Regions from separate parts of the Homo sapiens genome. Here regions 1, 2, 4, 5 and 6 are each linked to region 3. Evidence: read pairs that join two places in POLR2A ChIA-PET (ENCODE). Cell type or tissue: CD4-positive, alpha-beta T cell. All regions are shown on one strand. Region 1 holds the start of LOC124904934 (a long non-coding RNA gene). Region 2 has its middle 160 kb from the start of ZNF217. Region 3 holds the start of LOC105372672 (a long non-coding RNA gene). Region 4 has its middle 84 kb from the start of ZNF217. Region 5 has its middle 110 kb from the start of ZNF217. Region 6 has its middle 67 kb from the start of ZNF217.

The links. Peaks named below come from ENCODE experiments on the same cell type or tissue, not always from the same donor. Only the 100,000 strongest peaks of a DNase experiment are listed, where the experiment ranks them.
Region 1: POLR2A ChIA-PET joins it to region 3 with 12 read pairs; 14 of 35 experiments call an interaction of 5 or more read pairs at or near these places.
Region 2: POLR2A ChIA-PET joins it to region 3 with 14 read pairs; 21 of 35 experiments call an interaction of 5 or more read pairs at or near these places.
Region 4: POLR2A ChIA-PET joins it to region 3 with 10 read pairs; 21 of 35 experiments call an interaction of 5 or more read pairs at or near these places.
Region 5: POLR2A ChIA-PET joins it to region 3 with 31 read pairs; 17 of 35 experiments call an interaction of 5 or more read pairs at or near these places.
Region 6: POLR2A ChIA-PET joins it to region 3 with 35 read pairs; 24 of 35 experiments call an interaction of 5 or more read pairs at or near these places.

What each region holds. Positions count from the first base shown.
Region 1 is chr20:53,844,832-53,849,831 of GRCh38, reverse strand. LOC124904934 (a long non-coding RNA gene) reads right to left here and starts at 4,349. Exons shown (of 4, transcript XR_007067664.1): 1 at 4,276-4,349; 2 at 1,624-1,809; 3 at 1-101. RefSeq lists a silencer at 2,459-2,518. In CD4-positive, alpha-beta T cell, no CTCF peak of the experiment used is centred here; DNase peaks (open chromatin) are centred at 2,491 and 4,461.
Region 2 is chr20:53,748,627-53,753,626 of GRCh38, reverse strand. No RefSeq gene overlaps it. Among named protein-coding and RNA genes, the nearest start is that of ZNF217, 160 kb to the right of the region's middle. RefSeq lists enhancers at 2,338-2,839, 4,783-5,000. In CD4-positive, alpha-beta T cell, no CTCF peak of the experiment used is centred here; DNase peaks (open chromatin) are centred at 1,786, 2,086, 2,476 and 4,646; H3K27ac peaks cover 2,683 bases.
Region 3 is chr20:53,607,052-53,612,051 of GRCh38, reverse strand. LOC105372672 (a long non-coding RNA gene) reads right to left here and starts at 3,698. Exons shown (of 3, transcript NR_134576.1): 1 at 3,541-3,698. RefSeq lists enhancers at 1,233-1,282, 3,223-3,542. In CD4-positive, alpha-beta T cell, no CTCF peak of the experiment used is centred here; DNase peaks (open chromatin) are centred at 311, 2,211 and 3,121; H3K4me3 peaks cover 2,335 bases; H3K27ac peaks cover 2,638 bases.
Region 4 is chr20:53,675,331-53,680,330 of GRCh38, reverse strand. No RefSeq gene overlaps it. Among named protein-coding and RNA genes, the nearest start is that of ZNF217, 84 kb to the right of the region's middle. In CD4-positive, alpha-beta T cell, no CTCF peak of the experiment used is centred here; a DNase peak (open chromatin) is centred at 2,120; H3K4me3 peaks cover 290 bases.
Region 5 is chr20:53,705,952-53,710,951 of GRCh38, reverse strand. No RefSeq gene overlaps it. Among named protein-coding and RNA genes, the nearest start is that of ZNF217, 110 kb to the right of the region's middle. RefSeq lists an enhancer at 2,900-2,949. In CD4-positive, alpha-beta T cell, no CTCF peak of the experiment used is centred here; DNase peaks (open chromatin) are centred at 2,501, 3,101 and 4,221; H3K4me3 peaks cover 297 bases; H3K27ac peaks cover 2,129 bases.
Region 6 is chr20:53,658,546-53,663,545 of GRCh38, reverse strand. No RefSeq gene overlaps it. Among named protein-coding and RNA genes, the nearest start is that of ZNF217, 67 kb to the right of the region's middle. RefSeq lists enhancers at 2,225-2,284, 3,205-3,264, 3,275-3,334. In CD4-positive, alpha-beta T cell, no CTCF peak of the experiment used is centred here; DNase peaks (open chromatin) are centred at 2,405 and 3,225; H3K4me3 peaks cover 1,647 bases; H3K27ac peaks cover 1,444 bases.

The sequences.
Region 1 (5,000 bases), 240 kb before region 3:
AGAAGTCAGTAGCTTGCCGAAGGCCACACAGCAAATGTACAGCACAGCCAGAATTCCCAAGATGTTTATTCTCTTCTTGCCACGTGGCACAGCCTTCCAAACTGAGAGGAGGAAGAAGCAAGAGGGTTGCGTTGCTACCTCAAGGGGAATCTCCCACTTGCCAAACTCACAAAATCCCTATTCCCAAGGCCCACCGCCACCTCCCTGTCCTCCCAAGTTCCTTTCTTCCTTGAGGTCCTGTATCGGGCCCCTGCCCTTCTGCCATGTTCCGTCTGCCCCGTTCTAGTGGTGTGAGTTAGTGCTTCTCAGAGCTGTTTTCACCTGTAATCCTCCGGAGAGCCTTTTAGACTTTTTTTTTCAATTGTCCCCCATGATACTTCAATACCACATGTATACTGTTATCTGTTTTTGTATGGTACATATATTGTGTATTACGTATATTATTTTTTTTTTTTTGAGACGGAGTTTTGCTCTTGTCACCCAGACTCAAGTGCAATGGTGCGATCTCGGCTCACTGCAACCTCCGCCTCCTGGGTTCAAGCAATTCTCCTGCCTCAGCCTCCCGAGTAGCTGGGATTACAGGTGCCCACCACCACGCCTGGCTAATTTTTTTGTATTTTTAGTAGAGTCGGGGTTTCACCATGTTGGCCAGGCTGGTCTTGAACTGCTGACCTCAGGTGATCCACCTGCCTCGGCCTCCCAAAGTGCTGGGATTACAGGCGTGAGCCACTGTACCTGGCAGATAGATAGATAGATAGATAGATAGATAGATAGATAGATAGATAGATTTTTTTTTTTTTTTTTGAGATGGAGTCTTGTCACCCAGGCTGGAGTGCAGTGGCGTGATCTCAGCTCACTGCAACTTTCGCTTCCTGGGTTCAAGTGATTCTCCTGCCTCAGCCTCCCGAGTAGCTGGGATTATAGGCATGCACCACCATACCCGGCTAATTTTTTATACATGTATTTTTGGTAGAGATGGGGTTTCACCATGTTGGCCAGGCTGGTCTAGAACTCCTGACCTCAAGTGATCTGCCCGCCTCGGCCTCCCAAAGTGCTGGGATTACAGGCATGAGCCACCGTGCCCGGCCTATATTAATATTTTCTAAAGTGAGATTTTCTCATGTCTTCCCAAGAACCAGTTTTACCCCTTCAAGAGCAGTAGCATTTCTATAGAGAACATGCAGTGTCAAGGCTGGTAGCAGGTGCAGCCACAGCAGCACAGCATTGTCCAGGGCTTCATGTGAGCCTGAACAACTGCAAGAGCTGCTTGTGCATTCACCTGTCAGTCTTCTCCATATGTGTTCATGACCAGGTTCCATCCAGAACTGATAAGCTGTCCCCCTCCATTGACCTCTTCTTGAAACTCTTCTCCAATTCTATTTTGATCCTTGCCAATCTTTTCCCATCTTTGTTCACTTACGGGCTAGATGTCGAAGTGATTACAGCAAAGCAAAAAACATAGCAGGATGTTTGTTTTCTCTTGCAGGTGGCGAGATTACCCCTGATCATCGCAAAATCCATACTTTCTCAGCTTTTTAAACTTCTTCTAAACTGCCACTTTAATTTCAATACAGTGTTTCTCAGTTGCTGTTTCAAAAGAACATTTAGATTTTGAATACATACCAAACCAGCCCTTTTCTAGACTTCAGGAGAGGCAATCTTCACCAAACACTGAGCTAAATTCTTTTCAGAGATTATTGATATTTCATTTTTGCTGCAGCTGCTATTTTACACAGGAGAAAATGGAGGTTCAGAGATGTCCATTAATTCACCCAAGGTCACATGAGGATAAGCGCTGGTCAGCTCAGGCTGCAAATTCAAGACAGACTGGTTAACCATGATAATAAGCCATCACTTAATTTTAGTGTATCACTTCCCTCAAAGTGGGGAGGAGCACAGAAAGTAGAGATTTTAAAAGAGGAAGGAGGAATCTTTGTGCTTGAAATAAGTTTATTCTCCCAAACACAATAGCGTGATCCTGTTGCTGAGTATTACATAGGCCTTTTTAAGAGATGCACCTGATAACTGATGAAGATTTGCTACTCGGCCACTTACTTTACTGCTCTTAGCAAGACAATTCTCTCTTACTACCCAATTACTATGTTACAGAATGATTCCCTCAAAGGAGAATCTTCCCAATGACCACAAGGCTCCAAGGGGGAAAGCTTAACCTCTTAGCCTTTACCCAATGTGCCCAGAGACTTTCAACAGCTGTGAGAATGAGTTGTGTTTTCTCCGTTATTCAAATTTGCTTTCCACATAACGCTCTTCAGTTCAGTCTGCATTGTGTTAACCTTGAATAGTTTCTTTTATCCTTGTAGAATTAAGTAAACACTCCATCAGTTTCTTTCCATACTTAAGGAAAGAAAATATTTTACTTCTATAATGTTCTGTGATGTTTCTTTTTTATCATGTATGCACTAACGGGGAATATGCCTTCTGTAATGCTCTATATACAAATTTCCTCTAACCCTCACCACAACTTCCGGTTACTGGCTCAATACCTAGTTCCAAGATTAAAAAAAGGAAGCTCAGAGAAGTGAAGTGACTTGCCTGGGGGCACAAAGCTGGGTATTGACGGAAGAAGAATTCATGCCCACTTTCTGCTGGCACCAGGATTCATGTGCTTTTCACTAACACCATTTTCCCACGCGTGGCCAACAAACATATCAGTCAAAACTATCCTCTTTCAGGCATCTTTAGAACTTCTACCAGAAGCCTAAATTTTATATTTAGAATCCAACCAAATGACAAAAAAGAAAAGAAAAGAAAAGAAATCCCTTTACCTGACATTTTCAGTTCATCACTTTTTAGGTTCTTAAAACTGGCAGGCAGACTTCCAATTTCCAGTCCAGCAAGCACGAAGCTTGGGAGTCAGCACTTCATCCTAACAACAAGGAGAAGGCTAACCAAACTAAAAACCAAACAGTTCTTTTAGATTCTTATGGCAAGAGAGGTCATGGGGCAAACCATTACTCCCCAACCTGGAGAGACCAGCAGACGAATATCCGGAATCACAATTTACCAGGGCAGAAAGCTCCGTGGGAACCGGTGCCAGGGTAGGCACACCTGGGAGTTCGCCACCAGCCTGACCAACATGGAGAAATCCCGTCTCTACTAAAAATACAAAATTAGCCAGGCGTCGTGGCGCATGCCTGTAATCCCAGCTACTCAGGAGGCTGAGGCAGGAGAATCGCTTGAACCCGGGAGGCAGAGGTTGCAGGGAGCCAAGATCGCGCCATTGCACTCCAGCCTGGGCAATAAGAGCAAAACTCCATGTCAAAAAAAAAAAAAAAAGATTATTTTTTTACACCTGAAGTGTAATTGATTCATGACTGGAAGCTCATGTGTGGACAAGTCAGAAAGTTAAAAACTCCAGAGGCTGCATGAAAGACAACAAGAGAATGAGAAGATAAGCCACAGACTGAGAGAAAATATTTGCAAAAGACACAACTGATAAAGAACTATTATCTAAAATATACAAAGAACTCCTAAAACTCAATAAGAAGACAAACAATGAAATTTTAAAATGGGCCAAAGACCTTAACAGACATTTCACCAAAGAAGACACACAGATCATAGATAAACCATGAAAAGATGCTGCACATCTTATGTCATCTGGGCAATGCCAAGTATACACATGAAATACCATGAAATACCATGACAATGAAATACCATGACACACTTATTAGAACGGCCAAGACTCAGAACAACAACACTACCAAATGCCAGTGAGGATGTACAGCAATAAGAACTGTCATTCATTGTTGGTGGAAATGCAAAATGGTCCAGGCACTTTGGAAGACAGTTTGGCAGCTTCTTACAAAGCTAAACATAATCTTACCATATGATCCAGCAATTGTACTCCTTGGTATTTACCCAAAGAGTTGAAAATTTATGTCTATACAAAAATCTGCACATGAATGTTTATAGCAGCTTTATTTATAATTGCCAAAACATGGAAGCTACCAAGATGTCCTTTGGTAGATGAATGGATAAACAAATGTAATACATCCAGACAATAGAATATTATTCAGCACTTAAAAAAAAAATTGCTATCAAGCCATGAAACGACATGGAGGAAAGATAAGTGCACATCACTGAGTGAAAGTAGCCAATCTGAAAAGACTCCATACTGCCCGTATCCCCAGCACTTTGGGAGGCCGGAGGCGGGAAGATCACTTAAGGCCAGGAGTTTGAGACCAGCCTGGCCAACATGACAAAACCCCACCTCTACTAAAAATATAAAAATTAGCTGGGTGGGATGGCACTCACCTGTATTCCCAGTTACTCAGGAGGCTGAAGCGGAAGAATCACTTGAACCTGGGAGGCAGAAGTTGCAGTGAGCCAAGATCATGCCACTGCACTCCAGCCTCAGCAACAGAGCGAAACTCCTTCTCAAAAAAAAAAAAAAAAAAAACCACAGACATATCTCAGAGATATTGCAGATTCTGTTCCAGGCCCCCACAATAAAGCAAATATGACAATAAAGTGAGTCACACATTTTTTTCCCAGTGCATATAAAATTTATGTTTGCACTATTCTGTAGTCTATTGAATGTGCAATAGCATTATGTCTAAAAATATTTATAGACCTTAATGTAAAAATATTTTACTGGCAAAAAAGCTAATGATCATCTGAGACTTCAGACAGTTGTAATCTTCTTGCTGACAGAGGATCTTGCCTCAGTGGCTGCTGACTGATCAGGGTGGTGGTCGCTGAAGGTTGAGGTGGCTGTGCCAATTTCTTAAAATAAGGCTACGAAGTTTGCTGCTTCAACTGACTCCTCCTTTCACAAAAGATTTCTCTGTAGCATGAGATGCTGTTTGATAGCATTTTACCCACAGTTGAACTTTTTTAAAAATTAGAGTCAGTCCTCTCAAACCCTGCCACTGCTTTATCAACGAAGTTTATGTCATACTCTGAATCCTTTGTTGTCATTTCAACAATGTTCACATCTTCACCAGGAGTAGATTCCATCTCAATAAAATACTTTCTTT
Region 2 (5,000 bases), 140 kb before region 3:
GTAATAAACAAAGCAAAAATAGTCAAGTTCCTGGCAAGACTTACAAATGCTTCTGGCACGTACCTGATGACAAAGGCAAAATGAATCCCTTCCCAAAAGTCTTAAGTAAGGATTTGGGGTGCATTGTGCTTAAGTAAGCCTCCTCTCTGGATATTTTATTGAGCTTATCGAGATTTTTTCCATAACTTTTAGTACAAGATGAATCCTGGAGGAGATGCTTGAATACAACCTGCTAGGAACTATACTCGCCCTCACTGAAAGGTTGAGTAAAACAGACTAGGAATCCTAAACTCTCTGACCAATTGTTTACATGCATGAGTTAGCCTTTTATGCATTTTCTCCCGCATCTATAACACGAAGATTGTTTACTCTGACAACCTCCCGGGTTGCTAAGAGAATCGAATAAGAAATAATATGATAATAGTGCTTTGAAAAGGACAGTAACAAAACCTAACGTTTCGATCAAGCTTTCAAAGGACCTTTTCTTTATTTTATTTGATATATAGAAACAAAATGTTTTTTGTTTGAGCCTCATTTAATATGGACATATTCTAAAAGGTGATGGCACACAGACTGTTTCTAACACAATCCTGTAGCCTGAAAGCCCCAGAGACACTGACGAATTTTGCCAACAAGAAGACTATCTTATAAAGTTAAAAATCCCAAACTTAAGAAAATCATTTCCCCCTTGACAAGTCTTAATCAAAATCTGCCCATGCTGGTCATTTATTCTTTCAGCGCATGTGATTGAGATTCCAGTAATTAAGTATGCTCTTCTCCTAAGAAAAGCCTGTTTCAGGTTCATAACCAGGAAAGCTTCTCAACCGGAGGTGTTGCCGGCAGCCACCATTTGTTGAATTACTGGTGTCCCTGCAAGTGGAGATGAGGCAGAAGGGGGGTGCCTGTTCCCAGCTTTACCTACCATCACCACCTTCCTTGGGCTCCTCTTTCTCTTCCTATTTTCTACTTAACCCAATTTATAAGGAATAAGTTAAACAAAAGTAACAAGCAAGTAGTGAAACTTCACTTAAAACAATCTAAAAGCCAGAATGCAACCTGATTGTTTTACAATAGAGTAACCAAAGACCCCAATTTTTTTGCGCACAGTCTCAAGCATCCTCAAGGGCCTAGTGTATCTCTCTTAGGCTCTGGAAGAGGCTGGTTTTTAAACAGGATTGTTTTTCTTTAATATTTAAAGATATTGTTTTATGCTTTCATCTAGTATGATGTGTATTTTAAAGAATAGAATGTAAACAACATTAGTCATTTGGATGTTTCCTATGCTTTAAATACACATACACACATACACACACACACACACACACACACCACCACAGCAGTAAGCTGAAAGAAGAGTTAATAACTTTAATAAAAGTTAAATAAAAGAAGAGTTAATAACTTTAAACAGAGGTCGAGAGAAAGCATCAAACATTTATTTTTTGTTCAACAGGGAAATTTCAATACTGCTTTATGGAGTCTACCTCGTTCCGGGCGGGGTAGAATTCCAGATTGGCTTCCAAACATGATTTCACGAGGAATGCCTCGAACCAGGAAGTTCTTTCATGTTCTGAAGCCTCCTGATTCTTAGAAATTAAAGGGCTTTCTGTTTATTATGTAGTTGTTTGCTTGGGTGTTTGCTTTTGCCAGTTGACTTTATTTATTTTTATTTTAGATTACAGAAGTAAAGGAAAAACACTGTAGTATATATGACTGAAAATAGAAACTCACCCTTCTCTCCCTCTGACATGGCTTTCCCCACCCCCACCCCATTTTTTATTTACTTCCTGTGTTAATGGTAAGAGAGTATTCTTCTCGTCCTTTTTTAAATATTTTTACACATCTAAACACACACACACACGTGCAGATACATGTCCTTTTTTTAAACGTAGAGGAAATCATACAGTATTCACCTTTCTACAACTGTGTTTCAATCAACAATATTGCTTGATGGTCTGTCCTTGGCCAAACCTATAGCCTATCTTATTCCTGAGGCTTTTTTGAAGACTTTTGCTCACTTAAAACCACGTTGATTTTCCACTGCCTTCTAGAGGCAACCTCACCTCCTCTCAAGGAAGCTTTCAAGCACGCAAAGCAGGCTCACTTCCTCTCTTGGCTGGAGGAAATTAGGCCTTCACACTTTCAGAAATAGCATCACTGTACCCCATTGCCTTATTCTGGTCTAAGTATCCAACAGACAAATTATCCTTTTCCTGTTAGCTGTGACTTTGAGTTTTCAGGACCGGAGCAGTTCCTAAAGTCAGAGAGAGAGAACGGTAATCATTTTTTACAGGGAGTGTGTCTTGATGGAGACAGAGGTTTAACCAGTGACAAACTGCTCAGCACAGCCCTGCCTGGCTGGAAAAGCATCTGTTTTCACTCCCTCGCCTGGTTACTAGTGGGTTCTGTCGCCTCATTCATAAAGATGAGATCGCTGAAACAACAGGCAGCCACAAAGCTCCAGGAAATATAACAGCATGCAGCTCCTCTCCAAGGTGTGAGTCTGTGTGTGTGTGGTGTGTGTCCATGCATGTTTCGCACGCACACTTACAGCTGCAGCACGGGGCTTAGAAAGATGTTCTGCCAGAGAAAGATAGGAATCTCCCTAGCAGCAGGCAAAACAGCCCAGGAATTGGAACAAGGCCCAGTCAGCCTCCTTTACTCCTTCGTTCATGCAGTTAATAAGCATCAGTCTACCTCTCTTAAGAGAGCCTAGTGGTTAGAGACTCAACTCAGAACTCCGATCCCTGGATTCCAGTCCAGGCACTGTCACTCACCGGCGCTGGTATTTAGTGTCTCTATTCCTCAGCTTTAAAATGACGTAAAATATACATCCAAATTTATTATCCAAACCCTTATAGCCCAATACACTTTGGAATTCTACACTTTTTATATTTTAGAAATGTAATGCGGTGCCTATATCTGATATTACATTGCACCTCCAGCGGGGTCGGGGCAGCACTCCCTGTACCATCTGATACATCAATATATCCACAAAGAAACATACAAAGATCTGGCCAGGCGCACTGGCTCACGCCTGTAATCCCAGCACTTTGGGAGGCCAAGGCGGGCAGATCACAAGATCAGGAGTTCGAGACCAGCCTGGCCAACATGGTGAAGCCCCATCTCTATTAAAAATACAAAAATTAGCTGGGCGTGGTGGTGGGCGCCTATAATCCCAGCTACTTGGGAGGCTGAGGCAGGAGAATCGCTTGAATCAGGGAGGCAGAGGTTGCAGTGAGCTGAGATCGTGCCATTGCACTCGAGCCTGGGTGACAAGAGCAAGACTCCATCTCAAAGGAAAAAAAAAAGGAAAGAAACATACAAAGGTCGCATTAAATGTGAGAAATATAGGCCGTGCTGGGATTACAGGCATGAAATATTTCTCACATTAAACATGGCGAAACCCTGTCTCTACTAAAAATATAAAAATTAGCCAGGTGTGGTGACGGCTGCCTATAATCCCAGCTACTCGAGAGGCTGAGGCAGGAGAATTGTTTGAAACCGGGAGGTGGAGGCTATAGTGAGCTGAGATCGCACTACTGTACTCCAGCCTGGGTGACAGCGCAAGACTCTATCTCAAAAAAATAAAAATAAATAAAGATTATTAGTAGGCGTAGAGAGCCGAATAGAGTCTCCCTGCTACTCCCAAAATTCATGTCTGCCCAGAACCTCAGAATGGTACCTTCTTGGACATAGGATTTTTGCAGATGTAATTGAGTAAGATGATATCATACAGGATTTGGGTGACCCTAAATCCCTCAGGAGGACTGGAAATCAATTTTTGACATTTTCAGTTTCTGTGGTGAAAAACCAATACTGCTTCCTACCAAGAATAACAGGGGAGAAACTCCCCAAGTTTAACAAGCAGGTTCAGATGGGAGACCAAGGATAAGTGCCCCCTACAGTTGATAAAGACCCCTAATCTCAGAACTTTCTGGACACAGAAAAGCAAGAACTTGGATAACTGTTTTTTTTTTTAAATCTAATGCAGCCTACACTGGCCAAAGACCCTGTTTAAATACTTTTTCAACGTTGTCATTTAAATGTAAGACTCAAATCACTGATAGGTGTCCTTAATTTCTAGAAAAGCCTTAGGTAAAAGATTCACCATACCCCTGGAATATATTATTTTGGTGTGGGTGGCACTGTTGTGTAGCTGTTATTTTCCCAGGCTCTGCCTCTGTCTTTGAGAGCATCACTTAAGCTCTGTAAGCCTTGATCTGCGAAATCGGGATGAGGATAATGGCAGACAACATTTACCAAGAGCTTGCTGTGTGCAGGCAGTAGACTCTGTCTCACACGCCTTCTTACTTAATCATCACCATCATTATCCCCATGTTGCATATGAGGCCCCTTCTTGACAACTGCAGAGGGGAAAACCAACAGCACTATTTTCTACTTTGAGCTGTGCTACACCACTGCTTGTAAAGTTTTAACAACTTACCTAGCAACTGACAAACTTACACAGCTAGTGAGCAACAAACTAGATTTGAACCCAGCTCTTATCCAATCAGTGCCTCCTTTTTCTTGTCTGTACCTCTACCTTGTAAAATCAGAAAAGCACAGAAAGCACAGGAAGCCATATGGCTGAGAGCACACACACACACACACACACACACTCACACACACAGATGCGCACACACACAGACACACATGCACACACACACGCACACACACACGCAGACTGGTATTACTTTACTTCTGACAAGTTCTCTGAACAGCAGTCATAGCACTCTTTATTCCTCTCTTTTTTTTTAAATAAGTGCCCACTGTCTGCCAGGATTTTAACCACATCATCCCTATCCTTGCCACAAGCCCTGTAGTAGACATAGTTGGTTACCAGATCTGTACTTTACTTGAACATACTTCAGTGTAATTAATCAGCGAGCTAAACTATCCATACAGTGAGTCTAAGCTTGGCTGTATAATAAGAGGGGTCAGCTAATCAGCAATGAAGAATATGTTGTTCAGGATGGTTCGCAAGCACAATGTTAGAAAGG
Region 3 (5,000 bases):
ACCTACTCTGCCTCCAACTGTGATTTCAGTATATACAGGCATCCATAAAGTCTAGAAACAAAGAATCTACGTCATTACAAACATCTTCAATTTGTAAAAATTAGAATACATATAATAGGATAGAGTATAATAGAATAAAGTAGGATAAAACAAAACAAAGTAAAATGAAATAAATTAAACAACACTGTGTCTCCAGACTTTATGAAAATCTTTTTCGTGGACTTGAGGATGTACCGAGCCAGTGGAGTGGCTGGATGAAATGGGAACTCCACCGCAGGAAGTGGTGCTTTTCTCATGCTGCTAATTAAGGAATGTGGAACCCTTCTTTCTGAGTCAGCTTGGCGGTATGTAGAATTCTGTCCTGCTCGGTGCTTACGTGATTATTGCATGAAACTTTAGAAATAAACCAGAGTATCTTGCCACTTAACACTTAAGAGGCCAGAGGTGGTGTGTGTGTGTGTGTGTGTGTTTTTAAATGGTTCCTAATCTTTAAAATGGTTAGTTGCAGCTGGCCTTTTATCAGCTGATCATATTTACAGCAGTCTCAGATGGCACGGTGCCGTCCCAAAAGATTTGGACCATTTAGAAGCTCACATTTTAAGGTACACAGGCTTATCATAGCATTCTGAGGATTCACTAGAATTACATGGCAAGAAAAACTTTTCTGTGGAACTGTTTACTATTCTTATTTTAAATTACTTTTTGGTAAAATAAATGTTAATTTATTTCAAAGGTAATATAAGTAGATTATGAAAAATAATTAGAGAAAAATAGAAAGTAGAAAAAGGGTCATACATATGCCATTATTGAAAAACAAACATTAAAAAAATTTTTAAATATAACCCATCATAGGATTAAGGGTAAAAAAAGAAAAAAAGAAACAATTTTAATAAAAATTTTGAAATGTATGCGAAAGTAGAGAGAATAATAAAAATAGTGTAATGAGTAACCCCCATATCTGATGCCCAGTTCTAGTTTCTTTTTCTTTTTCTTTTTTTTTTTTTTGAGATGGAGTCTCGCTCTGTCGCCCAGGCTGGAGTGCAGTGGCACGATCTCAGCTCACTGCAATCTCTGCCTCCCGGGTTCACACCATTCTCCTGCCTCAGCCTCCTAAATAGCTGGGACTACAGGCACCCACCACCACGCCCGGCTAATTTTTTGTATTTTTAGTAGAGACGGGGTTTCACCGTGTTAGCCAGGATGGTCTTGATCTCCTGGCCTCATGATCTACCTGCCTCGGCCTCCCAAAGTGCTGGGATTACAGGCGTGAACCACGGTGCCTGGGCAAGTTCTAGTTTCAAGATGTTAACCACCTTTGGTTCAATTCTCTTGTTTTTTTATTTACTAAAGTATTATAAATTCTCCTATGTCATGTCATTCTTCTATATCCTTCAGTATACATCTTTAAATATATATATAATGCATATTCTGTAATAATCCGTGCCATTATTACAGCTAATGAAATAAAATTTTTTTGTTTTCATATAATATTCAGTCTGTACTAAAATTTTTCTGATAAAATCAATTTAAATATTTTTATGTATATTACATCCTTTTTTCGTTACTAATAGAAAAAATTAGAGTTCATTAAAAATACAACTTTGCATCTCGGTTTTTTCATTTGCTATTATAAATATTTCCCAATGGCCTATTTTTCAAAGCTTTCTAATTCTAAAATGGCTGTATGTAATCGTGTGGGGATACATAACTTGGATGACTAACCACTCCTTTATTTGTGTCCCTCCACACATGCATGGAGAGTGAACGTGTATTGCTCTCCCCCTCGTAGTAAATCTTGTTACCACGAAGATCTTTGTTCCTAACACCTTTTCCTACATTAGGGCTGTTTCCTTAGGATTGATTCCAGGAGTGTTATTGCTGCATCCAAATGTATGAACATTTGTAAGGCCCTTGACTTGTCTCATTGAGTTGTTTACAAAAGGACTGTACCAATTTACACTTCCACTTACAAAGGATGAGAGAGCCTCTATTAAAATGTTTAAAGGCCGGGCTTTTCAGAGCTCTTATAAATCATTGGCTATAAGAGGCTGACTTAGGTTTGTCATATGGTCATAGTCATCTCAAAATAAATAAATACGCATTTTCTATAGCTATAAAAACATGGCATGCGCAGACTGCCAAACAACCACAAAGTAACTTTGATTAAAGGAGGAAACTGGTCTACTTGTTGAAAATGTGGTAATGAGATAGTTTCCACCCAGCCGGGAAGCGTGGCCCGGAGGGGGAGGGGAGCCTGCATTTCTTCATGCCTCTACCCATCCTGAAGAAGGTAGAAAGGAACAGGTCAGCGTTCTCTTCCTTTACTTTGTAATTTTTTTTTAAGCTGAATATTTAATTTGTTTCCATATGCCTGAGTTGATGATGCCAAAATACGGTTGAAAACTAGCAGAAAACTTCTCGTGGCAAGGGTTTCCTGTAAACAAACCCCATAGTACTGGGTAAGAGAGGATTAGGGCAGAGCCATTTTAGCTGCGACTCCCAATTCTATTTTGTTTCCTTGGGGACATGCTGTTTTTATTTGTGGGCTTCAAATAAAACTGCTGCAGAAACTGTTTATTTCTGTTCAGAGCATTCTTATTTTCTTTAAGGAATATATCAGTTACAAATCTTTGTAGAAAGTTCAGCTGTATTGGTTTGGAGAAGTTTATGTGTCAGTTTTTTTTTTGAGTCAAGAAGAAAGGAAAAACTCAACTACTGTTATGTTTATATGAGGACAAAAAAAAAAAAAGGAAGTTGATAAGAAAATACTTAGCATGACAGTCTTTAAAATCCAGCATCTGAATTTTTAATTCCTCACTCCCCTCCTTTTTTAAGAAACAGTACAGGAAAGATGGTCTTATTATCCTTGTTCGCATTTCACTGTTTTCACCCCACTCAACCAGGACGAAGTCATTCCTCAAAGCAAGTAGGAACAAAACATAATCTCTTAAGATATTTTTAAGAGGACATGCTGACTTGGTCTTTGTAAAAAAAAAAAAGTCAACAAAATGTGCTAACCACATTAAAAAAAAAGTTGTTAAAGGAGCCAAAGGGATTAGCCCTCATTGAAGGGCTGTATGAGAACAGGAAGCCTTCCGGGGCGAATCCTGGCTAACGTCATTTTGGCGGACGTTTATTGCGTATCGCCATGTGCCAGGCACCGTTTTAAGGCTTCATGGTGATGAGGGCATTTAACCCTCGGGACACGCCCATTCTGCAGGTGAGGCTGGGAAGAAGGTGAGGCCAAGGCCCGGCTCTCCCAGCGGCTGAGGGCGGCGGCAGGATTTGAATCCAGGCGGTCTCTGGAGACTGGGTTCTGAGAAAACCCGCTGTGTGAGGGCTGGGGGGACCGCTTTAAGCCCTCCGCTGGAAGCGGTGAAGAAGCTTTGGGCCAACGCAGTTCGGAGCGCCAGTGTAGACGCGTGGCTTCAGTTTGTCCTGTACGCGGGTCAGGGGTGTGGCTCTGACCCTAATCTCATCTCCGGCCTTCCCCAGTCTCCGGGCCCTGTGGGAGGGTGTGGTTGGGGAGGACACACCTACCTGGAGCCCGTCGGTTTCACCTCTTCTGCGGTGGGGTCGTCCGCAGTTGCCCTCTCTTTCCTCCTAGGCCTGGCTCGACCTCCACTTTGGAGAAGATGCTCCAGGAACACTGAAGGGCAGGTCGTCCCCGACCTTCTATGAGGATTGCCCAGCTCAAGGTATACTCTTCAAATAATTCCACTTGCTTTGTCTACACGGGGCGATCTAGCTGATGATTGAGCGACTCAGGTTCTGTAGGAGACGGATCCGGGTTCAGATTTGATCTCTTCCTTTCCTGCTCTGAACACCCTCCGGTATAAGCGCCCCTGGCAGGTCCCTGCGCGGGTGAAGGACGCGTCTGTGGGTGTCCGCCCTGGTGTGCAGAGCGGGCAGGTTCTGCGGCCGCGGGCGGTGGTCGTGATCATAATGGCGTGACTTAACTGAGCGCTGTGTGCCACCCCCCGACTTCCCCCACCCCGCGCCCGTTACCACGAGTGAGGTCTTGCTTATTCCTCCCAAATTCACTTGTCAGCGAGTACTATTTTTTAAATTTTATTTTTATATTTTAATTAATTAATTAATTATTTATTGAGACGGACGGAGTCTTGCTCTGTAGCCCAGGCTGCAGTGCAGTGGCGCCATCTCGGCTCACTGCAGCCTCCACTTCCCGGGTTCAAGCGATTCTCCTACCTCAGCCTCCCGAGTAGCTGGGATTACAGGCACACGCCGCAGCACCTGGGTAATTTTTTGTATTTTTAGTAGAGAGGGGGTTTCTCCTGACCTCAGGTGATCCGCCCCGTCTGCCTCAGCCTCCCAAAGTGCTGGGATTACAGGCGTGAGCCACTGCACCCGGCTATTTTTTAATTTAATTTTATTTTTTGACATGAAGTCTCAAATACAAAAAAATAATTTTTGTATTTTTAGTAGAGACAGGGTTTCACCATGTTGGCCAGGCTGGGCTCGAAATCCTGACCTCATGTGATCCGCCCACGTTGGTCTCCCAAAGTGCTGGGATTACAGGCGTGAGCCACCGTGCCTGGCATATATATATATATATATATATTTTTTTTTTTTTTTTTTTGAGACAGAGTCTCGCTCTGTTGCCCAGGCTGGAGTTCAGTGGCGCGATCTCAGCTCACTGCAACCTCCGCCTCCCGGGTTCAGGCGATTCTCCTGCCTCAGCCTCCTGAGTAGCTGGGACTACAGGTGCGTGCCACCGCACCCGGCTAACTTTTTGTATTTTTAGTACAGGCAGGGTTTCACTGTGTTAGCCAGGATGGTCTCAATCTCCTGACCTCGTGATCCGCCCGCCTCAGACTCCCAAAGTGCTGGGATTACAGGCGTGAGCCACCGTGCCCAGCCTATTAATTTTTATTTTTTATTTATTTATTTTTTTTAAATAAATTGAGATAGGGGTCTCGCTATGTTGCCAGGGCTGGTCTTGAACTCCTGGACTCAAGCAATCCTCCTGCCTCAGGCTC
Region 4 (5,000 bases), 68 kb before region 3:
AAACATTTGCTTATATGTCCCGTGTATTCTCTTCCCACCCTAATCCCATCATTTCTTCTGACAGGAAACATGCAGTGATTAATAAAAGCGCCTCCTTGAGCACTGATTTATTTTTGTCTCTGAAGGAATTAGAGGTCAGATAGTCTCTTGATTATCTCGCCCTGGCCTGAGGCTGCTCATTCATTCAGTCCTTCCCTCAAAGGATCTCTCTTTCACCTCTTCAAAAGCCAACCCCTTCCTTTCATTTTGGAAGCCTTCAGTCAAAAAGGGCTACAAGTCTGTGGCCGGGGAGGACTCCCTGCTCCTTCTGAGGGGCATGGAAGCAGCCAGCAGCCTGTTCTGAAATCAGAACTCTATCTACATGAGACTCCAAGTCAGCTTAGAGACCACTAACATTCCCGTACCTAGGTCGTGAGGATAGAAGCATGCCTGGTGTGTAAGAATTTCAAGGTAAACAAGTCTTTGAAAACCAGTCTTAAAATGGCCCTCAGGGAGCGGTTAGAGTGACTGTACATTTTTGAGCTCAGCATCAGATTTTTTTCTTCTTCAAATGAACATTTAAATTGCCCCCTCTGCCATTGTATTGTAAGCACTATAATTAGCATGATTTAAACAATGCAGCCACAACGAAACCAGATTATTTATCTGGACTTAATCTAGAAAGAACAAAGAAACCCATTGAATTTGCCCTGAAATCCAATTTGATACATAAACATGAATAGGGAAAAGTCAACATTCTGGGTAACTTTAACACAATTATATGATTTTTAAAGTACAGTACTCTAGAAAAAGACAAATGTCTTTTTAAAAAAATGACATACATAAACTCACACTTGCCACTATTCTCACTTAGGGGCCTTTCTCATTCAGGAGAAAGCCATTCCAGCTGCTACATGAAAGATACTTACTGAAAACTGCTTTGTGTATCACAGCTGTTTGTGTATTACGACACCCTCCCAGATGCAGTGACCTCTAAACTGGCTTATTTAATCAAGATATAAATAAAAATAAAAAAAATATAGCCCAGAATTCAAAATGCCAAACTTCCAAGAGCCGATCATGTTAGAAGCAAAATCAGTAATGCTTCTACCTCTTCAGGCTATTTGCAACAAGACCCCAAAAAAGCTAGTCTGTTGAAAACACGGACTTCTCCTCCCACCCCTTTGTCATTTTGTTTTGGTAGGGCCAACTGTGTATCTCTTTTTCTTAATGTTACAATTGTTAAAATAAAAATTCATTTGACACAATCCAATTTTAGGTTTGTTTATTATTATTTTTAAAATATCCAATATGTTCAAGCTTTCTCTGCAACCTTTGCTTTCTGTTTAATGCTATTAATTATATTCTTGTTCTTGCTGCTATAAGCTGCCCCTATCGGCAGAGATTCAAGAGAGACTTGAAAGAGTGAGCATATTTATCAAAAGAGAAAAAAAATAAAGAAAATAAAGACAGCACGAGAGCATATTGGATACATAAACTGTTCTTCCTGAAAAGATAAATGATTTGGTAATGAATAGATCCTTTAGGCCATAAAAAATCCATTTATTTTCTTTTGAATTTGAATAGAAGAGATTTGCATTTTTTTCCTGCGCAGTTACACTTAAATTAAAATGCAGAGCATGAGGCTAGCATACAATCAAACTAAATAATAACTGGGGCATACTGTATTATTCATAAAAACAAAATTAATAGTTTAGGGAAGGAAATCATTGTGGTAAGAAAATGTACATTGACACCAAACACCTACTGTCAGAAGGAAAAATAAAGCGATGCAGACTACTTACGAACTGGTAATTGAAGTTTGGCATTTTATTTGGGGATGGGGAGCAAGGGTCAAGGCGTTTATCTTGTATGGAATCTACAAAGTCGAAAATGTCTGCTTTTCTGATAGCAAAGTGCTAAGAACATTTCTCTGTATTTTGATGTCTAATTATACAGAGAAAGAGAGTTAACAGTATTTTTTTTTTCTCAAAGCAGAGTAGAATCAAGATACTTTTTCCCCCAAAAAAACATACTACAAGTGCATGTCTTTCTGTAGCTGGTCTGACAGGCACGATTGGCCCAGAACAGGAAGGTTGAGCAACAGCCCTCCTAATCTTTATGCTTCTTCCTTTCTCTCAACCTTCCCTTCCCCCACCCCGCACACACAGGAGAAAGTATTCCGATGTCTTTGATTGCCACCAACCTACAGTGGAGTCGGCTGAGAGATGGGTCTCTCTAGAGAGTTGTTCCTGCTACTCTCTCTGGTGACGACAAAGAACAAAGCCCAGGCCATCACAGAAGGTTCAGGAGCAGTGAGGTCTTGAAAATTTGGGAGAGAGAGAGCAAGAACATTTTTTTGAATTGAGGCAATAATATAAGATCTTCAATGTACACACACCAAACTTAAAAAGAGAAACAGGCTGTGGCAAAGTCAAAATGCCTTCCCGGGGCCAGGCAGGTGGCAAAAGAGAGGCCGGCCACCAGGCGGGGGCCGCGGCAATCAAAGGGGGAGGGGGCAGGTGTCCCTTGCCCACAGCCCTTCTATGGCCTTGCGGCTTGGAGTTTGGACCTGGTGTGGCCAGAGCTCACATTTTGTTAAGGAAAGCCAGAAATCCCAATTTTTATGTAGAAGCTTTAGAAATGTTGGTGACTATTTCAAAATGTTTGAATACCATCTGAGCCAAAGAAAACATGACTGTAGCAAACCCAACACTTGTCCACCAGTTTCCTATCTCTCCTTAGGAAGAACATAAAAGTCCAGAAAAGGATTATTTAAAACACACTGGACTTACACCATCAGTTACCTATTAATAGCTTCTGAACAACTGGCTGATTAGATAAACTGACTGATAAGACAGACGCTTTACTTTTTAACTTTGTAATATGCCATTTATTCATTCAACTTTTTTTTTTTTTTTTTTTTTTGAAACAGAGTCTCCCTCTGTCTCCCAGGCTGGAGTGCAGTGGAGTTCAGTGCCAGGATCTTAATTCACTGTAACCTCTGCCTCCTAGATTCAAGCAATTATCGTGCTTAAGCCTCCTGAGGTAGCTGGGATTACAGGCGTGCGCCACTGCACCCGGCTACTTTTTGTAATTTTAGTAGAGACGGGTTTTCGCCATGTTGGACAGGCCAGTCTTGAACTCCTGGTCTCATGTGATCCATCCACCTCAGCCTCCCAAAGCGGCAGGATTACAGGTGTGAACCACCACACCCGGCCTCAACTTTTTTTTTTTTAATTGAATGTCTACTATGTACTGGGAACTGGGCATTGCATAGAATGCTCTTTTCCAGGGGGAAATACACCATCAGAAACCCATTATTTGGGGCATACATAGTTAATAATTCCAAGAATTTGAAAGGGAAAAATTTGAAAGGCAGTATTACCTCTTATATTATTAATAGTGGGTTGCTTATTATATACTAAGTAATTAAATCTTTGATTTAATAGATTTACATCTATTTAAAGGTACTCATAAGAATTTCCCAAGAGCTATTTGTATTACAATGTTCAACTCAAATTTTGCCTTCATGCTGCTTGAAACATTGGCTAATTCCCTGAAAGGGATATTCACGTTTATCTTTTGGCATTGGAAAATTGACCAGCTCACTGTATTGTAGGCATTTTTCTTTTCTCTAAAGTGATCCATTTCACAATACAACTAAGCATTTTTCCTTGAATACATTAAAGTGGAGATCTCAAGATAGTGAAGTGATCTCATAAATGGTTAAAAATTGCAGATATGGACCGGGCACTGTGGCTTATGCCTGTAATCCCAGCACTTTGGGAGGCCAAGATGTGCAGATCACCTGAGGTCAGGAGTTCAAGGCCAGCCTGGCCAACATGGCGAAACCCCCGTCTCCACTAAAAATACAAAAATTAGCCAGGTGTGGTGGCGTGTGACTGTAATCTCAGGTACTCTGGAGGCTGAGGCAAGAGAATGGCATGAACCCGGGAGGCGGAGGTTGCAGTGAGCCAAGATTGCGCCACTGCACTCCAACGTGGGCTACAGAGCGAGACTCCATCTCAAAAAAAAAAAAAAGAAAGAAAGTAAAAGTACAGGTATCAGGCTGGGCACAGTGGCTCACACCTATAATCCCAGCACTTTGGGAGGCTGAAGAGAGCAGATCACTCAAGCCCAGGAGTTCTAGACAAGACTGGGTAAAATGAGGAAACGCATCTCTACAAAAAATACAAAAATTAACTGGGCGTGGTGGTGTGCACCTGTAGTCCCAGCTACTTGGGAGGCTGAAGTGGGAGGAATGCTTGAGCCTGGGAGGCAGAGGTTGCAGTGAGCCATGATGGTATCACTGCACTCTAGCCTGAGTGACAGAGTAAGATCCTGTCTCAAAAAAAATAAAAGTTAACACCAGGCGCGGTGGCTCATGCCTGTAATCTCAGCACTTTGGGAGGCAGAGGCGGGTGGATGACAAGGTCAGGAGCTCGAGACCAGCCTGGCCAATATGGTGGAACCCTGTCTCTATTAAAAATACAAAAAAATTAGCCGGGCGTGGTGGCGGGCACCTGTAATCACAGCTACTCAGGAGGCTGAGGCAGGAGAATCACTTGAACCTGGGAGGCAGAGGTTGCAGTGAGCCGAGATTGCGCCACTGCACTCCAGCCTGGGTGACAAAGCGAGACTCTATCTCAAAATAAATAAATAAATAAAATTTTAAAATAAAAATAAAAGTTTCTTGCACATTCAGAATAAGGGTAATTTGGTATAACCTTTCCAAAAGGCAGTTAGGCAATATAAAACAAAAAATAACAGAGGTTCGCTTTGATGCAGATATATATTACCTTTAGGGATTTACCTTAAGGAGAGGCCGAGTGCAATGACTCACGCCTGTAATCCCAGCATTTTAGGAAGCTGAAGCAGGCTGGTCAACCTGAGGTCAGGAGTTCAAGACCAGCCTGGCCAACCGGGTGAAACCCCGTCTTTACTAAAAATACAAAAATTAGCCAGGCATGGTGACACACGCCTGTAATCCCAGCTACCTGGGAGGCTGAGGCACAAGA
Region 5 (5,000 bases), 99 kb before region 3:
ATTTTTGTTTTTTTGAGAAGAAGTCGCACTCTGTCATACAGGCTGGAGTGCAGTGGCACAATCTCGGCTCACTGCAGCCTCCACCTCCAGGGTTCGAGCAATTCTCCTGCCTCAGCCTGCTGAGTATCTGAGATTACAGGCGCATGCCACCACACCTGGCTAATTTTTGTATTTTTAGTAGAGATGGGGTTTCACCATGTTGGCCAGGCTGATCTCGAACTCCTGACCTTGGGTGATCCACCCACCTCGGCCTCCCAAAGTGCTGGGATTACAGGCGTGAGCCACCGTGCCTGGCCTGGCTAATTTTTTATTTTTTGTAGAAACAGGGTCTCGCTATGTTGGTCAGGTTGGTCTCGAACTCCTGGACTCAAGGAATCCTAAGGAGGGAGATTGGAGGCTGTTCTGGAACACATACCATCAATGTCTTAGGTAAGAATGGAGTCCAAGGCCGGGTGCAGTGGCTCGCGCCTGTAATCCCAGCACTTTGGGAGGCCGAGGCAGGCGGATCACAAGGTCAGGAGATCGAGACCATCCTGGCTAACACGGTGAAACCCCATCTCTGCTAAAAATATAAAAAGTTAGCCGGGCGTGGTGGCAGGCGCCTGTAGTCCCAGCTACTCAGGAGATTGAGGCAGGAGAATGGCATGAACCCGGGAGGCAGAGGTTGCAGTGAGCCGAGATCACGCCACTGCACTCCAGCCTGGGCGACAGGGCGAGACTCCATCTCAAAAAAAAAAAAAGAATGGAGTCCAAGACTGTCAAACACACTTTTGAAAAAGGAGGTGGCTCAAACAGATATTGGTACACCAGGACTCACCACAGCATTATTCACAATAGTGAAAATGTGGAAATAACTCAAATGTACATCATCAGATGAACAGATTAACACAATGTAATATATACATGCAATGGAATATTATTCCACCTTAAAAAATAGAATTCTGGGCTGGGTGTGGTGGCACGCCTATAATCCCATCACTTTGGGAGGCCAAGAAGGATCACTCGCGCTCAGGAGTTCAAGACCAGCCTGGGCAACACAGGGAGATCCCCTTCTACAAAAATAATAGGAAATATTAGCCAGATGTAGCAGTGTGCATCTGTGGTCCCAGCTACTTGGGAGGCTGAGGTGGGAGGATTGCCTGAGCCCTGAGCTCGGGAGGTCGAGGCTGCAGTGATCTGTGATTGTGTCACTGCACTCCAGCCTGGGCAACAGAGTGAGAGCCGGTCTCAAAAAAAAAAAAAAAAAGGGGAATACTGATATATGCCTCAACATGGATGAATTTTGAGGACATTATGCTAAGTGCATGAGGCGAGACACAAAAGGACAAATATGAATATTGTATGGTTCCACTTATATGAGATACCTAGAATAGTGAAATGTATAGAGACGGAAAGTAGAGTGGAGGTTGCCAGGAGGTGGGAAAGGGGCGGATGGGAGTTAGTGTGTTTTTTTTGTTTTGTTTTGTTTTTCTTGAGACAGAGTCTTGCTCTGTCAGCCAGGCTGGAGTGCAGTGGCGCGATCTCAGCTCACTGCAACCTCCGCCTACTGGGTCCAAGCAATTCTCCTGCCTCAGCCTCCCAAGTAGCTGGGACTATAGGTGCACGCCACCACGCCTGGCTAATTTGTGTATTTTTTGTAGAGACGGGGTTTCACCACATTGGCCAGGCTGGTCTCAAACTCCTGACCTTGTGATCCATCCACCTCGGCCTCCCAAAGTGCTGGGATTACAGGCCTGAGCCACCATGCCTGGCCGGGGAGTTAGTGTTTAACAGGGATGGCATTTCAGTTTGGAATAATGAAAAAGTTCTGGAGATGGATGGTGGTGGTGGGTGCACAATGAGGTGAATGTACTTACTGTCACTGAACCATGCCTTGAAAAATGGTTACAATGAGGCCATGCATGGTAGCTCATGCCTGTAATCCCAACATTTTGGGAGGCTGAGGTGGGAGGATTGCTTGAGCCCAGGAGTTTGAGAGATCAGCCTGAGCAACATAGCAAGACCCCATCTCTACAAAAAAAAAAAAAAAATAGAAAAATTAGCTGGGCATGGTGGTACATGCCTGTAGTGCCAGCTACTCTGGAGGCTAGGATGGGAGGATGGCTTGAGCCTGGGGAGGTCAAAGCTGCAGTGAGCTGTCACTATGCCACTGCACTTTAGCCTGGGCAACAAAGTGAAACCCTGTTAAAAAAAAGAAAGAAAAGAAGACAGGGGAGGGGAGGGGAGGGGAGGGGAGGGGAGGATGGTCAGACTGGTAGATTTTTGTCTCGTATATTTTACCACAATTTTTAAAAACACACTTAACTGAAAAAAAAGAGGTAGTTGGTGGAGGGAGGAAGGCAGGGACAGGAACTACATTTGTTGAGTGAAAATGACCCTGGACCAGTCAGCCTGTTAAGCCTTCCATGCGTATTATCTCATTTAATCTTTACAACGTCTTTAGGCTTTAGATGTGAGCCTAGTTTACAGCTGAGCAAACCAATGCTCACAGCGATTCAGTGCCACAACAAAGCTGTGATTCCGTTCCACATTCCTCTCTCTGCCCACACTATTAACCTGCTGCCTTTAACCCACACATCACCCCCTTGTCATTTGCTTGAGCCATCTGCAAAAACCACTCTCTCCCATGCTACTTTCAACAGAGTTGGCTGCCACGGTAGAGACCTTAAAAGGGGCTGAATTGCATAGGATGAATTCATAAAAAATATGAGCTCATTTGAATCTTGAAATCTCAATGGTATCATTTTCATTTTGAAAATAAGTCATGTCACTTGTTCCACACACAAATTCAGGTACTTTTCTGGACACTGGAGAGTGTTAAAGAGATAAAGAAGCCAGCTACTTGATGAAGAGCCTGATCTAATAGGATAATCAGATAAAGAAATCAAAAGCACCAACTCTGTGTCACAAGCATTTGCTCAGGATGCAGAGGAAGCTCAGAGGATCCCAGAGAAGGGGTTTGCAGTTACTCCTAAGAAACCAGAACGCTCTTCCTCCCTAGAAAATGTTAGTCACCCTAGAACTTAAACTGAGTTAAGCAGAACTCTAACTTGCAGTTTCTGACACACTTTCACTTCCCCACCCACCTTCCTTCCCACTGGTCAGTTTCCTGGGAAACATTCGCATTTGGAGAACAAAAATACCAATAACATGTCATTAGAATGTCATCAACATGACAAGAACATTTTGTTAAAATAATTACAAGTCCTAAAGTACATGTGACAATTATTTTTAAATAAAATTCCTTTCACAGCAGGGAGTCACTAATGAGATGCTTTGTGTGTGTATATGTGTGTGTATGTGTGCAGGTGTGTATTGTGTGCCTGTGTATATGTGTATGTAAATGTGTGAATGCATGTGTACGTGTATGTGCATGTGTGTGTTTGAGCCTGTGTGCATGTGTATGTGTGCGCTTGTATATATGTGTGTGCTTGTGTGTATGTGTTTGTGTGTGTGTGTGCTTGTATATATGTGTGTGCTTGTGTTTGTGTGTGTATGTGTGCGCATGTGTGTGTGAGCTTGTGTGTGTGCGTACACATGTATTTAATACAAAAAAGCATTTGATTTCTCAGGATGTTTATGCCCTGGGTCAGAACAGTGATTGAGGTTTAATATTAACTTTGGCACAATTTAGGTAAATTCTGTTACTTGGAAAGAATTAGCAAGGCCTCTGGGGTTTTGTGATGGAGACAAGATATCATGGTTGTAACAAAACCTCATTTTTGTTAACTTTGTCCAAGAAAGAATAGGATGCTGCTGTTTCAAGAGATTTCGGTTCTGGGTCTCAAGTCAAAGGAAGGTTTGAGAATGTGGTGCATCAGAACTCTTTGTACTGGCTCTGGAAAGCTGATTTTGCACATGTCTTTTCAACTCTATCCTCACAGACTGCAGTCTAAAATTAGACATGGTGGGAATATTTACACCGTGGAAACTGACAAACACAACCAAGACTCCTCTGCCTCCACCCACTAGAACCAGTTAACCAGAGTGCCACTGGTCTAGGAGTTATAAACAGTTACTTTATACAGTTGTTCATGGGTATACAGCTTACCCATGAGATCCTGAAATAGACTGTTTCTGCTCATGTGAACTGCACCTCTGTGGTTAGAAAGGATGTTACTGTAATTTATGATACAAGATGGAGCCCTTTTCTCTTGTTTAAAAATGCACTGAAAGGATGTTGCAGGCCCCAAATGTGGGTTATCATAGCTTGCTTAGAAAGGGGAATTTGTAAAAGGGGCAATCTCTAGTTCTGGCAAGAAACTCTATCTGGGCTCCCACTAAGGGATTAAGTATCACGCAAGTACATTCTTGCAGCAGACCGATTCAGCTGGGAGGAAAGTCTCGCCACAACCGAGGGGTTTAGAGGAAAATAACAAATTGCTTCTCAGAACTGGTAGAGAGGATCTTTCAATTCAAGAACATACAGACAGCAAAATGCACAGAATGTAGAGACAGGGTGGGTTTTTTATTTTTATTTTTCAGGGAATTGTGCTCACCACATGTTCTGGTTCCATGGACAGAGAACACATTTTATCCCATCTGTAAGTAGAATATTTAAGATTCCTGAAATATTTTGAGTTTCCAAAAGAATTTTATCCTCAATTGATGATGCCTTGGTGCCTGAGTTACAATCTTAGAAAAGTCATACATGTGGTGAAATCAAATGTTGCATATAGTTAAGAACTTACCTGCTTGTAAGGTGAAGTCGCATGAGGAAAATTGACTTACTCATTGTGACCAAGAATTTGAAAATTCAAGCAAACACAGCCTTGAGGAAAGAGATGTATGAATGCAGCTTGCCTAATATTGGTCTAGCCTACAATTATGTGCAGTTATTCATGTGTATCCTTGGACATTACAATAAAAATACACCCAGAAAAGGAACTTATTTTGGCTTCAGTGTCAAGCATGATTTAAAAATACGAAAGTTTGGCCAGGCATGGTGGCTCACGCTTATAATCCAAGCACTTTGGGAGGCCAAGGTGGGTGGATCACTT
Region 6 (5,000 bases), 51 kb before region 3:
CTCTACAAAAATAGAAAATTGAACTGAGTGTGGTGGTGCACACCTGTAATCCCAGCTACTTGGGAGGCTGAGACAGGAGAATCACTTGAACCTGGGAGCAGGAGGTTGCAGTGAGCCAAGATCATGCCACTGCACTCCGCCTGGGCAACAGAGCAAGACTCTGTCTCAAAAACAAAACAAAACAAAACAAAAGATATATTGATAATACTGTTTGGGGCACTGGAGAGGCATCAACTATTATATACATGATGTACTCTCTGGATGCCTAAGTCCTCACTCACAGCCAAGGCAACTGGAGAATTGTAGCAACCACACAACTGAGGTTTCTGGATTGGCAAATCACTTAAGATTGTCTCTTTTTTGAGATAGAATCTCGATCCGTCACCCAGGCTGGAGTGCGGTGGCACGATCTTGGCTCACGGCAACTTCTGCCTCCTGGGTTCAAGCGATTCTCCTGCCTCAGCCTCCCGAGTAGCAGGGATTACAGGCGCACACCACCATGCCCAGATAATTTTTTGTATTTTTAGTAGAGACAGGGTTTCACTATGATGGCCAAGCTGGTTTTAAACTCCTGACCTCAAGTGATCCACCCACCTGAGCCTCCCAAAGTGCTGGGATTACAGGCCTGAGCCACCTCACCCGGCCTCAAGATTGTCTTTTACTTGAATTATTTGGATGACTGTTCTTAATTTACCCCTTCATCATGCCCGGAAATGGGAAAGAGGAAATGTGTAGATTGCTTCAAATAACTTCTGAGCTATTGCTATGTCTCAGGCATTGTTCTAAATGTTTACCACAAAATCCTGCCCTGATGGAGCAGACATTTTAGGCTGAAGAGACAGGTACTGGCTGGGTGCAGTGGCTCACACCTGTAAGTCCAGTACTTTGGGAGGCCAAGGTGGGAGGATTGCTTAAACCCAGGAGTTCGAGGCCAGCTTGGGCAACACAGTGAAACCACTGTCTCTACAAAAAATTAAAAAAAAAAAAAATTTTAAAAAAAGAGACAGATAAGAAAAACACATATTGAGTGAGATAATAAGTGCTGTCTAGAGGCATCCATATATTCCATCTATGATGTTTTACAGATGTTATTTACCTGGTGACTGCCAAATACTCCCAATATAATCTTAATTATCTTTTTTTAATAGCACAAGGAGCTGGGTGCGGTGGCTCATGCCTGTAATCCCAGCACATTGGGAGGCTGAGGCGGGAGGATCACCTGAGATCGGGAGTTCGAGACCAGCCTGACCAACATGGAGAAAAACCCTGTCTCTACTAAAAATACAAAATTAGCTGGGCACAGTGGTGCGTGCCTGTAATCCCAGCTACTCGGGAGGCTGAGGCAGGAGAATTGCTTGAACCCAGGAGGTGGAGGTTGCGGTGAGCAGAGATCGTGCCATTGCACTCCAGCCTGGGCAACAAGAGCGAAACTCCATCCCAAAAAAAAAAAAAAAAGAAAAAGAAAAGAAAAAAAAGAAATAGCACAGGGAATACTGACCACATTTCTGCCTTTGTTCAGTTCAGATTGACAAATATTTGTTGAGCTCCGACAAGCAGGGAGAGGGACAAGGTGAACCAGCCCTTTCCTGCCCCTAAAGAGCAGCATAGCCACCAAGTAAACACATCATTTCAATATACTGTGGTAGCCCCTGGATAGAGGGAACTAAAAGTTGCTACAAAAACATGAATGCTATCTAGAAACTCCTGCATTTTCTCTTGAAGCATGTGAAGGAGTTCATCTGAAAAAGATGCCAAAAAGCCAAGAATCCAGCATCTACATCATCTTAGGAGGGAGCAGGGATAGGTAGGGAGGAGCCACCAGCTCTCGGATATTCCCAGATGCTAAAAGGTAAAGTGAATTCTTCTATAAGGATGTGTCTATCTAGCTGAGTCTGCAAAGCCTCCCCACAGTAAATCTGAAGTTGAGAATGCCAAAGTATTTGCTTTCATCTAACTCTTTGACAGACAAATAGAATACAAAAATAAAAACATCTCTCTTCTACCCTCATTGTAATCTTTTTCCTCTTTTCAAAATCTTTTAAACAAAATGCCTCTTTACTGTGAAATCTGTTCTATTGATTTGTTTTCATAAAAGATCTCTCTCCTAAAGAAAGGAAAAGCCATCTTTGATCTGACTTGACAAAAAGATCTAATCAAACAATAAAATCTATGAAGGAAAAAAAAGAAAAAGAAGCAAGCTTCTTTGAGCCACATCAAATATATGAAAGAGAAAATACTTCATTTAAATGCTAAAAACTAACACAAAACAGCTTGAAATGTAATAACCTCTCCTGAATAAGTGAAACCACATGTTGATCTGACATGAGTTTCTAAGACACAATTAAAGGTCACTTCGTGTACAAACATCTCATTCGGAAGTGAGAAGCTTGAATTGCTGTCAGTATTTTTGGCCACCACGGGGCAGGTGCTCCCACCTGGCACAAACCATATAGACGCCCCCAGAGGGAATGAAGGTGATACTCCACATACTGGAAGCTTCAAATCTAGCCGCGCCAGGAAATGTTCAGCCCTGGATTTCAGCTGTTTCTCCCTTGATGTCCTAACAGAGAGGACTAACTAAATGTGAGAATCCTTGTTGTTTTAGGAAGCCCATGGAAGTGGCTTTACTTAAAAAACTAAAGGCTTCCTTTCTGCTCTGTCTGTCTTTATGACCCACCAGGGTCCTAGGAGAGAAGACATTAGGGTGTTGCAGCCACAGAGTCACATTTGGAAACGTCTTCCAGCAGCTGGGATGTTTCAATTCAAGACTCTTTAAGGGAACACAGGGTATTTGGAAAGTGACTTTAAAATGCCCTGGCCTCCAGGCCTATCTCCTCTTACCAAATCCCTTTAAGAAAGGATGTGCTGGGGAAAGACTTCAAAGTGTTTCAAAAGGGAAATCACATCTTGAAAGCTTTTCTCAGAATGAGAAAGAAACACATTATTTGATTTGAAAGAGAAGTAAATCTTAAGCAGCAATGAAGGAGGATCAAAGAATAGGTTCATGTGAACTTAAGAAGTGATCCTTTCCAGCGGAACGTGACTTTACTCTTTCCGATGCCCTCAACGCATTTTGGGGATTGTAAGTTTACTCGAGAATCAAAATAAAGAGGCGAGCCAGCGTTCCAGAAAATCACGTGGTCTCCCCCGCCCCCCAATCTATTTTACAGCCCTCTCCAGCTTCGAACTCGCGCCAGGCTGTGCGCACCGACTTTGCGCTGGCGGCGTGGACGCTGCGGCCACTCGCGGGCGGCGTGGACGCTGCGGCCACTCGCGCGGCTGTTGTTGTTGCTGCTGCGTGGAGGCACGCCGCTCCTTGCACACGCGGGGCAATTCTCCGGTTGGGGAAGGAGGAAAATGGCTGAGAAAAGGACCTAAGAAAGCCTTCAGGGTGGGCCCCCATTTCTTCCTGCCCCGCCCACACCCTGCCACACTCTCCCGCCGTCCCCTCCCCACCCCCCCTTGTTCTTTGGACCTGACCGATGAAAAATTCAACTAATACCTAAATAGATTCTTCTTGCAAAAAAGTAAAATCTCAAAGCAAAACAAAACAAAACAAAAATTTGTTAGGGGAGAAATCATCTGTGAGGTGCCCTTTCCATTCTAGCTCCCTCTCCCCTCTCCGTTTCCCTAAATGTTATTCTCTATCGATAGACATAGAGATGTGGATATTACCTGTAGATAGATATTTTAAAATTGTATTTATTTCTTAAAGACACTTCCATAATCTAATATACAAAGGAATTCATAAACTTAAGAGCGGAAGTTGTCACATAAATAAAAAACAACCAATACTTTTTGATCAGTAAAATCACTGATTCGGCTGGGCGCGGTGGCTCACGCCTGTAATCCCAGCACTTTGGGAGGCCAAGGCGGGCCGATTATGAGGTCAGGAGATGGAGACCATCCTGGCTAACAGGGTGAAACAAACCCCGTCTAAACTAAAAATACAAAAAATTAGCCGGGCGGGGCGCCTGTAGTCCCAGCTACTCGGCAAGCTGAGGCAGGAGAATGGCGTGAACCCGGGAGGCGGAGCTTGCAGTGAGCCGAGATTGCGCCACTGTACCCCAGTCTGGGCGACGGGGTCTCCGTCTCAAAAAAAAAAAAAAAAATCACTCATTCTTTGTAAAGTCCAATAAAATTAAGTTTAAGTCCATTGGTAAGAATGAGTAAGAAAAACAAGAGGGAATGTACTTATAAACAACATCAAGAATAAAAGTAGATACATAATTACACATACGGGGCCGGGCAAGGTGGCTCACACCTGTCATCTCAGGACCTTGGGAGGCCGAAGTGGGCGGATCACTTGAGGTTAGGAGTTCCAGAACAGCCTAGCCAACATGGCGAAACCCCATCTCTATTAAAAATACAAAAATTAGCCGGGCGTGGTGGCACATGCCTGTAATTTTACACCGAGCTACTCAGGAGGCTGAGGCATGGGAATCCCTTGAGCGTTGCAGTGAGTCGAGATCACACCACTGCACTCCAGTCTGGGCGACAGAGCAAGACTCTGTCTGAAATAATAATAATAATAGTAATTACACATACAGAGCAACCTTTTGAAATTTTAAGTGACTGTTTTCTACAGCTGTGTACTGTTTGGCTTGAAAACCTAGCTTTGTCTAAGGAAAAAAACCGAATTACCAAAATCAACCCAATCCAGGTGCTGTATTTACACCTGAAAGTATTGCTTTTCTTTACCTGCTTGCTTGATGTAATATATATTAAATAGCCACTGTGGAAAATCACGGGAAATTTTAATATTTTCCTCAGAAGCTTGTTAGTTAATCCAACTCTAACCCGGAGAAAGTTGCTGCATTAACAGTTTCTCAACAGACAAAAAATGGCCACGAAAACAATGGCTAGTCTTTATTTGGGGCTTACTCTACACCAAACATACACATTAGCATATTTGGCCTCCGTAATGCCGCTTAAGGTTTGATACCATTGCTATACCCATTTTACAGATGGCAAAACTGAAGTGTGAAGAGGTACCCAAG